Regions from separate parts of the Homo sapiens genome. Here region 1 is linked to region 2. A link is a loop called in an ENCODE intact Hi-C map of the cell type or tissue named here. Cell type or tissue: Caco-2. All regions are shown on one strand.

What was found. A loop is a pair of places that touch in the nucleus more often than their neighbours do. Peaks named below come from ENCODE experiments on the same cell type or tissue, not always from the same donor. Only the 100,000 strongest peaks of a DNase experiment are listed, where the experiment ranks them.
Region 1: a loop joins it to region 2, with 17 times the contacts of the local background. A loop is called at or near these places in 17 of 110 quality-filtered maps.

The regions. Positions count from the first base shown.
Region 1 is chr5:176,809,994-176,814,993 of GRCh38, forward strand. UNC5A (unc-5 netrin receptor A) reads left to right here and starts at 566. Exons shown (of 15, transcript NM_133369.3): 1 at 566-827. The coding sequence starts at 758. In Caco-2, CTCF peaks have their summits at 3,001 (motif pointing right) and 3,203; DNase peaks (open chromatin) are centred at 448 and 3,004; H3K4me3 peaks cover 954 bases; H3K27me3 peaks cover 517 bases.
Region 2 is chr5:176,956,866-176,961,865 of GRCh38, forward strand. UIMC1 (ubiquitin interaction motif containing 1) reads right to left here. Exons shown (of 15, transcript NM_001199298.2): 7 at 1,228-1,289. Among named protein-coding and RNA genes, the nearest start is that of UIMC1, 47 kb to the right of the region's middle. In Caco-2, a CTCF peak has its summit at 2,407 (motif pointing left); no DNase peak of the experiment used is centred here.

The DNA.
Region 1 (5,000 bases), 150 kb before region 2:
CTCCCGCAGTCCCCTAACCAAGCCGCGGGCTGGCAGCGTACCGCGGCGCCCGGACGACCCCGGAGCGCGGCCGCGAGGAAAGGGCGGGGGAGAGGACTGCAGCGGAACCTGCCCGGGGCACCCCTGCCCTGGGCGGCTCTCCGCAGGCTGGCGCCGCGCCGGGGTCGCCGCAGCCCCGGGCCCCTCCCGGGCCACCTGTGCGCAGACTGGCGGGCCCGCGAGAGCCCGGATCCGGAGCACCGATCCACTCCGGGTTTCAGACTCCTGCCCCTGTCCCTGGAGACCCCGCGGGGCGGTGGGAGGCCTCCACGCCCACCACCCCAAGCCCCTCCCTGGGGGAGCCTCAGGCATCGCCCAGAGGGATTCCCGGTGCTGGGGGTGGCCCGCGCGCGCTGCGCGGGGCGGCCCGGCCCCTCCTTCCTTCCCCCGCCCCTCCCAGCCGCCGCCCCGCTCCGTCGCTCCAGTCCGGGTTTTGCGGCGCCCACCGGCCCGCTCTCCGGCTGCGGGCTCCGCGGCGCGGCTGGCTCGGTGCGCGGCGCGGCTGGCGCTGCGCTCCGCCCCGGCTGCATTGCTGCGCTCCCGTGCCCAAGGGAGCCACGCGCCGCGTGCGCCCGGCAGCCGGCCGCCCGGAGGCAGCGCAGTCCGCTGGCATGGGCCCCGGGGGCGCCCCGAGCTGGGGCTCCGGGCTGAGGCGCTAAAGCCGCCCTCCCGCCCGCGGGGCCCCGCGCCCGGCCCGCCCGCCTGCCCGCCCGCGGCCATGGCCGTCCGGCCCGGCCTGTGGCCAGCGCTCCTGGGCATAGTCCTCGCCGCTTGGCTCCGCGGCTCGGGTGAGTCACGCCGCGCGCGCTCTGGGGAGGCTTGCGGGGGACCGTGCGCGCGAACGCTCGCTGCTCTGGGGGTCCCTGACCAGCGCTGCCAGACCCGGCTGGGAGCCCCCCGAGGCCAAACTTTGCGAGGCGGGACGCGGGGGGCTCTTCTTGCTGCTGCGCAGCTTCCCCGCGCGCTCTCCCGGAAGCCTGGGTTCTGCCAAGTCCAGGAGCAGCTGTCAGCCCGCGGGGCTGGCGAGTGTAGACACCCCACGCCTCCGGGTGGGGGAAGTTTGCTGGTTGCCTGGGCCCGGAGCAGGGCTGGGGGTTTGGATCAACCCCAGGGAGCCTGACTTTGAGGATTCGAAGATTAGAGGGTTTTGAGCCTATCCCAGTGCCCAGGAAATGGGGGGTGCGGGGAACGTTTAAGATACCTCTTCCCGGTAGCATCTGCCCTAAACAGCCACTCACAATCTCCCAGCTTGGCACCTGGCCTCTGCCCACGTCCAGAACACAGTGTCCTCCTCTGTCCCCGCCACACACGCTCTCACACGCACACACTCAGGCGTGGAGGCGCATACACCAGCCCCCAGTCCTTGCAGCCAGCACAGTCAAAGCGCCGCGGTCCCGGTGGCCGGGGCTGTGGCTCCTGGCCTCCCTGGTGCGGGGGGCCAGAGTTGTGTGTGGTTGGTCCGCCAGTTTCCCCTTCTTCCTTAAACTCCATAGCCTTTCTTGGCCCCTGCATGCCCCATTGGTCACCCTAACCCACTGCTAACTCAGCCCTCAGCCCACCTCATTCCCTTGGGAGGGGCTTGGGGGGAGGAAGTTCCCCTGCATCCTTTGTCTGCTGTCCCTGAGCCTTCACCTAGGCTGAGCTGTGGGGGCCTCCTGATCTCTGCCCCCCATGCACTTAGCTGAGTTGAGCGTATGTGTCTGTGGTGGTGGGGGGTGGGTGCCATTTGTGTGGTCAAGGGGGCTTGAGGCTTACCCTGGCAATTCTCGATTCTTGCTGCCCCTAGAACCTGGGCGGTTACTCCCCAGCCTGGCCAGGCCGCTGCTTATAACAGGGGTGTTGGAAGGGAGCACTGGGGTTTCTGAGCTGCCAAACCAGATTGATCAGAGATCAATGAGTGGGAGCTCAGGAGCCAGCCTGATGATTGAGGCCGATGGCTGTTTCCTTAAAGGGTGTCTCTGCGCAGCGCATCCTGCACCCACCACTGCCTGACCGCCCGCCCCATCCTGCCTCCTCAGTACCCCTCTCTACTCCATCCCACCCCTTCTATCTCCCTTCTCCATCAGCACCCCTCTTCTTCCCCAGGGCCTCTCCTTCTAATCCTGACCAAGCTGAGAGGCTGAACTGCTGTTGGGTGTGTGTCCGTGTCCGCCACATGTGTGTGTTAGGGGCGTGTGTGCAGCTCCGCAGATGAGCACCCGGGTGCAGGTTGCACTGTTGTCCATGATGAGGTGGGGATATTAGTGCCCCACACACAGGTGGGGTGTTGCCTGACACCCAGTAGGTACCCTGGAAATGTTTTCTGAGTTGATGCTTTTGAGGGCTGTGTGGTCATAGCTGCATGTCGCCCACGTGAGCACGTGTGAAGGCTGTGGGTTGACATGTGTGCCCGGGTAACCAGGGGGGTTGGCATGGTGTGTGCAGCATTGGCATGTGTGTGCCCTGATGAACGTGTGTGATGACCAGCATGCCGCACGTGTGTGACGGCTGTGTGCAGTTGCACAGGTGAGCGTGTACAGATAAGGGGGCACAGGTACCGGTGAAGCAGGGTGCTGCGGCCTGGAGCGGGGGGTTGCCACAGGGACTCCTCAGGAGGCTGTGGGGGTGGGGAAACTGCATCCCTGGTTGGCAGGGCATCTGTTGAGGCCTGGCCCAAGGTTGCCCAGGGAGTCGGCAGGTGGGCACAGGTGCTGCAGGGGCTGACGCAGAGCCTGCCCCAAGGCATCAACTCTGCCCCTGGGCCTGCGGGAGGAGCTGCTGAAGGCCATGGGGTGGGGAGGGGCTGGCCCTACTTCTTTGGGACTCCCTTCCCCCTGTGCCCCACAGGCACTGGGCACATGTGGACGCCCAGGCAGGCTGGCCCTGCCGTGACCCGGGCTCCTCCCGCGCTGCCTTTTGCCTCCGTTGCAACAGCCTCCGGTGAAAAATGTGTCTGTGAGCCGCTGAGGGAGGGATGGCCAGCGGGCAGCAGGGGGCGCCGGGGGCCAGCGCGACTGACTGCAGCCGCTTGCTCCCCAGGCCACGCGCCCACCCTCTGTTGCTGGACATCACACAAAAGCCTGTCCCTTCAGCATGCTCGCACCTGCAGGCCCTCTCTGTGCCCGCGCACGCAAGCACCCATCTGTCTCACAGGATTTTCCCTCTCAAACCCCGTCACGCAGCTGGCATGCAAACCCCCACCCTGCCCCTGTGGTCTCCCTGTCACCCAGACCTCTGCAGTCTTGAGCAGGAGGGACTTGGGAGCTGGCTCCCTTGAAGATGGGGCTGAGGGGTGCCATGCTCTGGCATTGCTGCATTGCCCAACCTGACCCCAACCATCTAGCCTGGCTCCTCCTTCTCAGACCCCATCCCCATACTTAGGGCTAACCTAGGACTCGTCTGTCCACCCCGACACTTGGGAGAATGCAGCTGGCTGAGGGGGTCTTAATCCTCCAGGGCTAGGAGATACCCTGTTCCTGCTCGCCCTGCCTTGCAGGTGGGGTGGCCTGGGCTTTGGGGCCCCTAGGTCCTCCCAGGGGAGAGCTGGTCCTCTTGCTGCCTGCCTGCTCCCCACTTGCCTGTGTTGGGAGGGGGGGCTTCTCTCAGGAACCAGGGATAGGCATTGATCCAGGTACCAAGCCCACACCAGAAGTCACGGCCCTCGTTCCCAGGAGCAGCCAACTTTGGCCTCAGCCAAGGGCCAGAGAGCCCCTGTCCTCACGACCCTTCTTCCTGCCTAGTGCTGCTCTGGGCCCAGACCCGCAGGCTGGAGCTCCGAGGCTTCACAAGGCAGGAGCCTGCCCTGAGCTTGGGGTGGGGCTCCCCTGCTCTAGTGCTGGGCCTAGCTGCCACTTGGGAATCTGTGTGTCCACGCATATGCATGCGGGGCCTCCTGTTCTAGGCCACCCCTCTCCCAATGCCCCCTCCTCCCAAGGGCCCTGCCGTCCCCTCCTCCTATTCTCCCAGCCTGGGGCTGGAAGCCTTAGCGTCTCCCTTGCTTCTCCCTTCTCTCTCACGCTTCACATCTAATATGTCACCAAGTCCTCCAGCTCGGGCCTACTTGTGGCATTGCTCATGTCTCTCGACTTCTTTGTCTTCCTCCACTCCTTTCTCCCTCACCTGCAGCAGCCACCACCACCCATCCCCCTCGGGCCTCCTCCACTCAGACTAAGGCATCCCCTGGCATCCAGGCTGGAAATCTGCTAGAAAGCTTTCGGTGACTCCCAGTGCCTGCAGGTCAACCCAAACCTTGAGCCCCCTTGGGCCCTTAGGAAAATACCTTCCTCCCTCGTCATCGCCCCACATCAGCTCTGGGCTGGTCTATCTGGAGGTCGGGTGCCCTCCCTGGCTCTGACTGCTGGTGGGGTGGGCACCCCCAGGCAAGCTCCGGCTTCCAGACTGTAGCTCCTTTGCCTTGCAAAGCGTGGTGCCACTGACCCCGCCAGCATGCTCCCCACCCAACACCCCAACGTTGGCTCTGTCCAGACCTGGGACACACCCCTTTGCTGCTGCCAATCCCTGCACTGTGAAACCCGCAGCTTCAGTCCAGCCCCTCCCAAAGGCCTCCCACCTCCTCCCCTGCAAAGGGGTCCTGGCATACTGATGTGCTTTGGGTGGGCTAAAGAAAGACTGAGGTATTGAGTCCTCAGCCCTGGGGCTGCCAGAAGCCTCTGACCTGAGCCTCCTCCTTCTCCTCCAGTGCCTCCCTCAGGTATTGCCATTGTTTATGGCGCGGTGACCCTGTTCTCTGGCCCAACTTGCTCTGAGTCACTGCCAGCCAGGTGCTGTTTTTCTTCATTTCTCCATTTTGAGTTTGGGCTCTCTTTGCAGGCAGGGAGGGCTGCTATTGCTGGGGACAGGGAGAGATGTTTGCTCTGCCCCTCTCAGCAACCATCCCATCCCTGTCCCTGAACACGGACTGCCATGCTCCAGGGAAGCTGGAAACGGCCTCCTGTCCAGGGTGGGGACCAGGAAAACTAGGC
Region 2 (5,000 bases):
TTTATCTCTAAATAAAACATCTCATAGCATTTGTTATAAACCCCAGCCAGACAGTTTACTCTGCATGTAACATTAGTGCTCTATTCAAAGGGTCCATCACAAAACAATTTTCTGACATTTATAAAATGGGCTAATCAATTTGAAGTCAAACCACATTGCCTGCGATTCCAACTCTCTCCTGGTGACAAAGTGTATAATCATTTATTAAAACCTACATCTGCTCTGCACAAGGCTCACCACAATAAAGCAGAGAGGCCTATAGGGAGTAAAGGCATACTCTGTTAAAACCACTTCCAAAACTGTCTTAACAGCAGGAAAATCAAACCAAAGCCATATTCTTTAGCCCAGGAAGGAATACCAAGTACTATCAACCAGAAGCCTAAGAAAGACCACCACCTTGACTACAGCAAATGGCAAGTGGGCTTCAACTCTCATATGGGAGAACAGTCATGCAGTTCAAAACTAAGCTCTTGAGAAAGTCTCAAAACTCAACTACTAGATAAAAAGGGCAAGTGGAAAGTAACTGGAAGCATGATCCAGTTAATAGTGCAGTTTATAATTAATCAACTGCTATCTATTATTAAAGTAAGAAGACTTAGAAGGTAAGCCCATCAATCAATCAGCAAGAACAATGGAGGAGGTAATGCAAATACCATCCTTTACAGGAGATAGGAGGCACAAACGGATTAAAAGTGGCACAGGACAGACAGTGAGAGTGACACAGGTCCTGTGTGGCCTGAATAATATGAAGACTTTGAAGAGGATGTTAAGTCTCAAGAGTAAATTTAAAAGATGTATAAGGTTTAGATATACAGATAAAATAAGCATAAGCAGAGTTGGGGAAAAGAGAGAAAGGGGCTAAGAATAGAAGGACTATAAAGAAATCAGTCTAGAGCCTTCAAATTGGCATAGAAAACTAGTGTAATTAGTTAAGAGAATTGCAGGATGTGACCGCTTTTCAGAAATAATGTAAATGAGATTTATGCCAAGATAGCTGGCCTGGACAAGATGACCTCTAGGATCTCTTCCAGCTCTTAATATTCTGGGCTTCTATGAGATGCACATCTGAGAACTTAGAGATACTAATAAAATTTCTCCTAGTCTTCACTTATAAAAGAGCTAAAAGTTCTCTGGCAAGCTGTCCACGTACAGTCTCACTCATGTGGTTCATCTCCCTTATGCTGGCAACCATCAGAGGAGAATGCATAGCAACATATAATCTCTCACCTTTGTGAAGCAGGTACAGAGTTTCCCTCTTCAGAAGTTTCTTCAACAATCCCTTGGGAAGACTGCAAAGAAATACGTAGTATCTTAAATATACAGGCACAGGTGAACTGGCTTCTCTTCCTTTTTTAAAAAAATTTAATTGTTCAATGTTCTCCCTCAACAATTAACAATAAGAAGAAAATATTTTCCATAAGCCAGTAAGTGTCAATAAAACAAGCACATCCTGTAAAGTCAGAAGACTGGTATTTAAATCAGAACTAAATCACTTACTAAATTTGTGATTGGGTAAATGACATCTGAATCTCTTTCCTCATCTTAAAATGGGTATTAACAATTGCCTCACAGAGTGTTGTGAAAATTAAACAAGATAATGTACACAATGCACTTCATAACATGCAAGACCTGTATCAATATTAACTGGTAAGTCAAATGAATTATGATTTCAGAAAAACAATCAAAAAGTTTGCATGGGGGAAAGGAAAATATAGAGAAAAGTTCAATTTTCAAAGGAAATACTGAGTTGAGATAAACACTGCAATCTATGATCTTTGAGAAAAACCAAGCCATAACACAGGACATCTAAAGGGAAGGTTACAAAGATTCTTTTTGCTACAAATCTGCCACTATGGTTTTTATATCTGGCTACAGGATTATCTTTTCAGAAATGTAATGAATAGGGACTACATAAGGAAAGATTATTTTCATTGATTCAAAAATTATTTTCATTGATTAATGGTAGAGTTGACGCAAATACCAACTCATTAAACATACATGCACAGAAGATCACAGAAAAAGCAGCTACTGCTGCCTTAGGCAGACTTCTGAGGAAGTGCCTGGGCTGTGAGGCTTCTTCCACTAGACATAAAGCTACCAGCTGAAGTTTTCAAGGTTTCCTAATAAGATATGAATAACCTAAACAAGTTAGGCATCTCTTTATGAATCTCGCTACCATTCAGGTAAATGATGAAATACATTTAAAAATCAGGAATAGTTGAGTTTTCAGTCAAAAGGAAAGTTGTACAATAATAGGGAATATAGTCATTATGAAAAACAAGACTTAACCAAACTACCAAAGGACTAAAATACAACAGCAATAAATACTTAACCTGTCTCTTCCTTTGAACTCAGGGGTGACAAGGTTTTTATTGAACTCTCAGAAAGAGAAAGAAAGAGAAAGAGAATGCTGACACCTAGTGTCCATTTAACAGAATTTTATAATGACTAGCCTTGGTCTTTAGATGCAATCAAAGCACTAGTAAGTTAGTTATAAGGCACCTCCATCTCTGCCTTAGGCTAAAGCATATCTCAAACCTTCTCAGTGTAATTGTTTAAAAAAATTATTGGCCGGGCGCGGTGGCTCACGCCTGTAATCCCAGCACTTTGGGAGGCCGAGGCAGGCAGATCACGAGGTCAGGAGATCGAGACCATCCCAGCTAAAACGGTGAAACCCCGTCTCTACTAAAAATACAAAAAATTAGCCGGGCGTAGTGGCAGGCGCCTGTAGTCCCAGCTACTTGGGAGGCTGAGGCAGGAGAATGGCGTGAACCCGGGAGGCGGAGCTTGCAGTGAGCCGAGATCCCGCCACTGCACTCCAGCCTGGGCGACAGAGCGAGACTCCGTCTCAAAAAAAAAAAAAAAAAAAAAATTATTGTGCTTTGGCCAGGCGCGGTGGCTCACGCCTGTAATCCCAGCACTTTGGGAGGCCAAGGTGGGCGGATCACCTGAGGTCGGGAGTTCAAGACCAGCCTGACCAACATGGAGAAATCCCGTCTCTACTAAAAATACAAAATTAGCCGGGCATGGTGGCTCACGCCTCTAATGCCAGCTACTCGGGAGGCTGAGACAGGAGAATCGCTTGAACCCAAAAGGTAGAGGTTGCAGTGAGCCAAGATCGTGCTATTGCACTCCAGCCTGGATGACAAGAGTGAAAACTCTGTCTCAAACAAACAAAATTATTGTGCTTCTATTCAGTGCCAGGCCTGTGCTAATCACTTTACATTCCTTATCTCCTTTAATTCTCACAAGCAACTTAAGAAGCAAAAACCATTAAATTATTTTAAAAATAAGTGAAACTTCGAGAGGTTAAATAATTTGCCCTAAATCATATAGTTGGTCAAAATCGTAGCGCTGAGACTTGCCTGACTCTAAAATCCACACGCTAAAAACTATTATATTGCTTACTCAGATGATCCTCTTCCTAATCATTTCAATGTAGAATCCCAAGAACGTCTTCATTTCAATACATTATTTTAATTTAGAAATTTATACCTCAATGGCAGTAATCTGAACATAAAGTGAGGTTCTTCCAGAATATGAACACAGGATAGCAAAATAAGCAAATAAAATTTAGACTACCCAAATGTAATCAAGGTGAACATGAAAGCATGGCAGAAATAAAAATTTAAGGAAGCTATGGCCTAATCAAGACATCTTCTTCCTGGAGAAATAATATGTTAATAAGGAAGGGATGGTTTGCATTGAATCTTAAAAAAAAAAAAAAATTCAGCCCTCTCTCCCTCTCCCCCTCCCCCTCCCCCTCCGTCTCCGTCTCCGTCTCCGTCTCCGTCTCCGTCTCCCCACGGTCTCCCTCTCATGCGGAGCCGAAGCTGGACTGTACTGCTGCCATCTCGGCTCACTGCAACCTCCCTGCCTGATTCTCCTGCCTCAGCCTGCCGAGTGCCTGCGATTGCAGGCACGCGCCGCCACGCCTGACTGGTTTTGGTGGAGACGGGGTTTCGCTGTGTTGGCCGGGCCGGTCTCCAGCCCCTAACCGCGAGTGATCCGCCAACCTCGGCCTCCCGAGGTGCCGGGATTGCAGACGGAGTCTCGTTCACTCAGTGCTCAATGGTGCCCAGGCTGGAGTGCAGTGGCGTGATCTCGGCTCACTACAACCTCCACCTCCCAGCCGCCTGCCTTGGCCTCCCAAAGTGCCGAGATTGCAGCCTCTGCCCGGCCGCCACCCCGTCTGGGAAGTGAGGAGTGTCTCTGCCTGGCCGCCCATCGTCTGGGATGTGAGGAGCCCCTCTGCTCGGCTGCCCAGTCTGGGAAGTGAGGAGCGTCTCCGCCCGGCCGCCATCCCATCTAGGAAGTGAGGAGCGCCTCTTCCCAGCCGCCATCACATCTAGGAAGTGAGGAGCGTCTCTGCCCGGCCGCCCATCGTCTGAGATGTGGGGAGCGCCTCTGCCCCACCGCCCCATCTGGGATGTGAGGAGCGCCTCTGCCCGGCCGAGACCCCGTCTGGGAGGTGAGGAGCGTCTCTGCCCGGCCGCCCCGTCTGAGAAGTGAGGAGACCCTCTGCCTGGCAACCACCCCGTCTGAGAAGTGAGGAGCCCCCCCGCCCGGCAGCTGCCCCGTCTGAGAAGTGAGGAGCCTCTCCGCCCAGCAGCCACCCCATCTGGGAAGTGAGGAGCATCTCCGCCCGGCAGCCACCCCGTCCGGGAGGGAGGTGAGGGGGGGTCAGCCCCCCGCCCGGCCAGCCGCCCCATCCGGGAGGGAGGTGGGGGGTCAGCCCCCCGCCCGGCCAGCCGTGCCATCCGGGAGGGAGGTGGGGGGGTCAGCCCCCCGCCCGGCCAGCCGCCCGGTCCGGGAGGTGAGGGGCGCCTCTGCCCGGCCGCCCCTACTGGGAAGTGAGGAGCCCCTCTGCCCGGCCAGCCGCCCCGTCCGGGAGGGAGGTGGGGGGGTCAGCCCTCCGCCCGGCCAGCCGCCCCGTCTGGGAGGTGAGGGGCGCCTCTGCCCGGCCGCCCCTACTGGGAAGTGAGGAGCCCCTCTGCCCG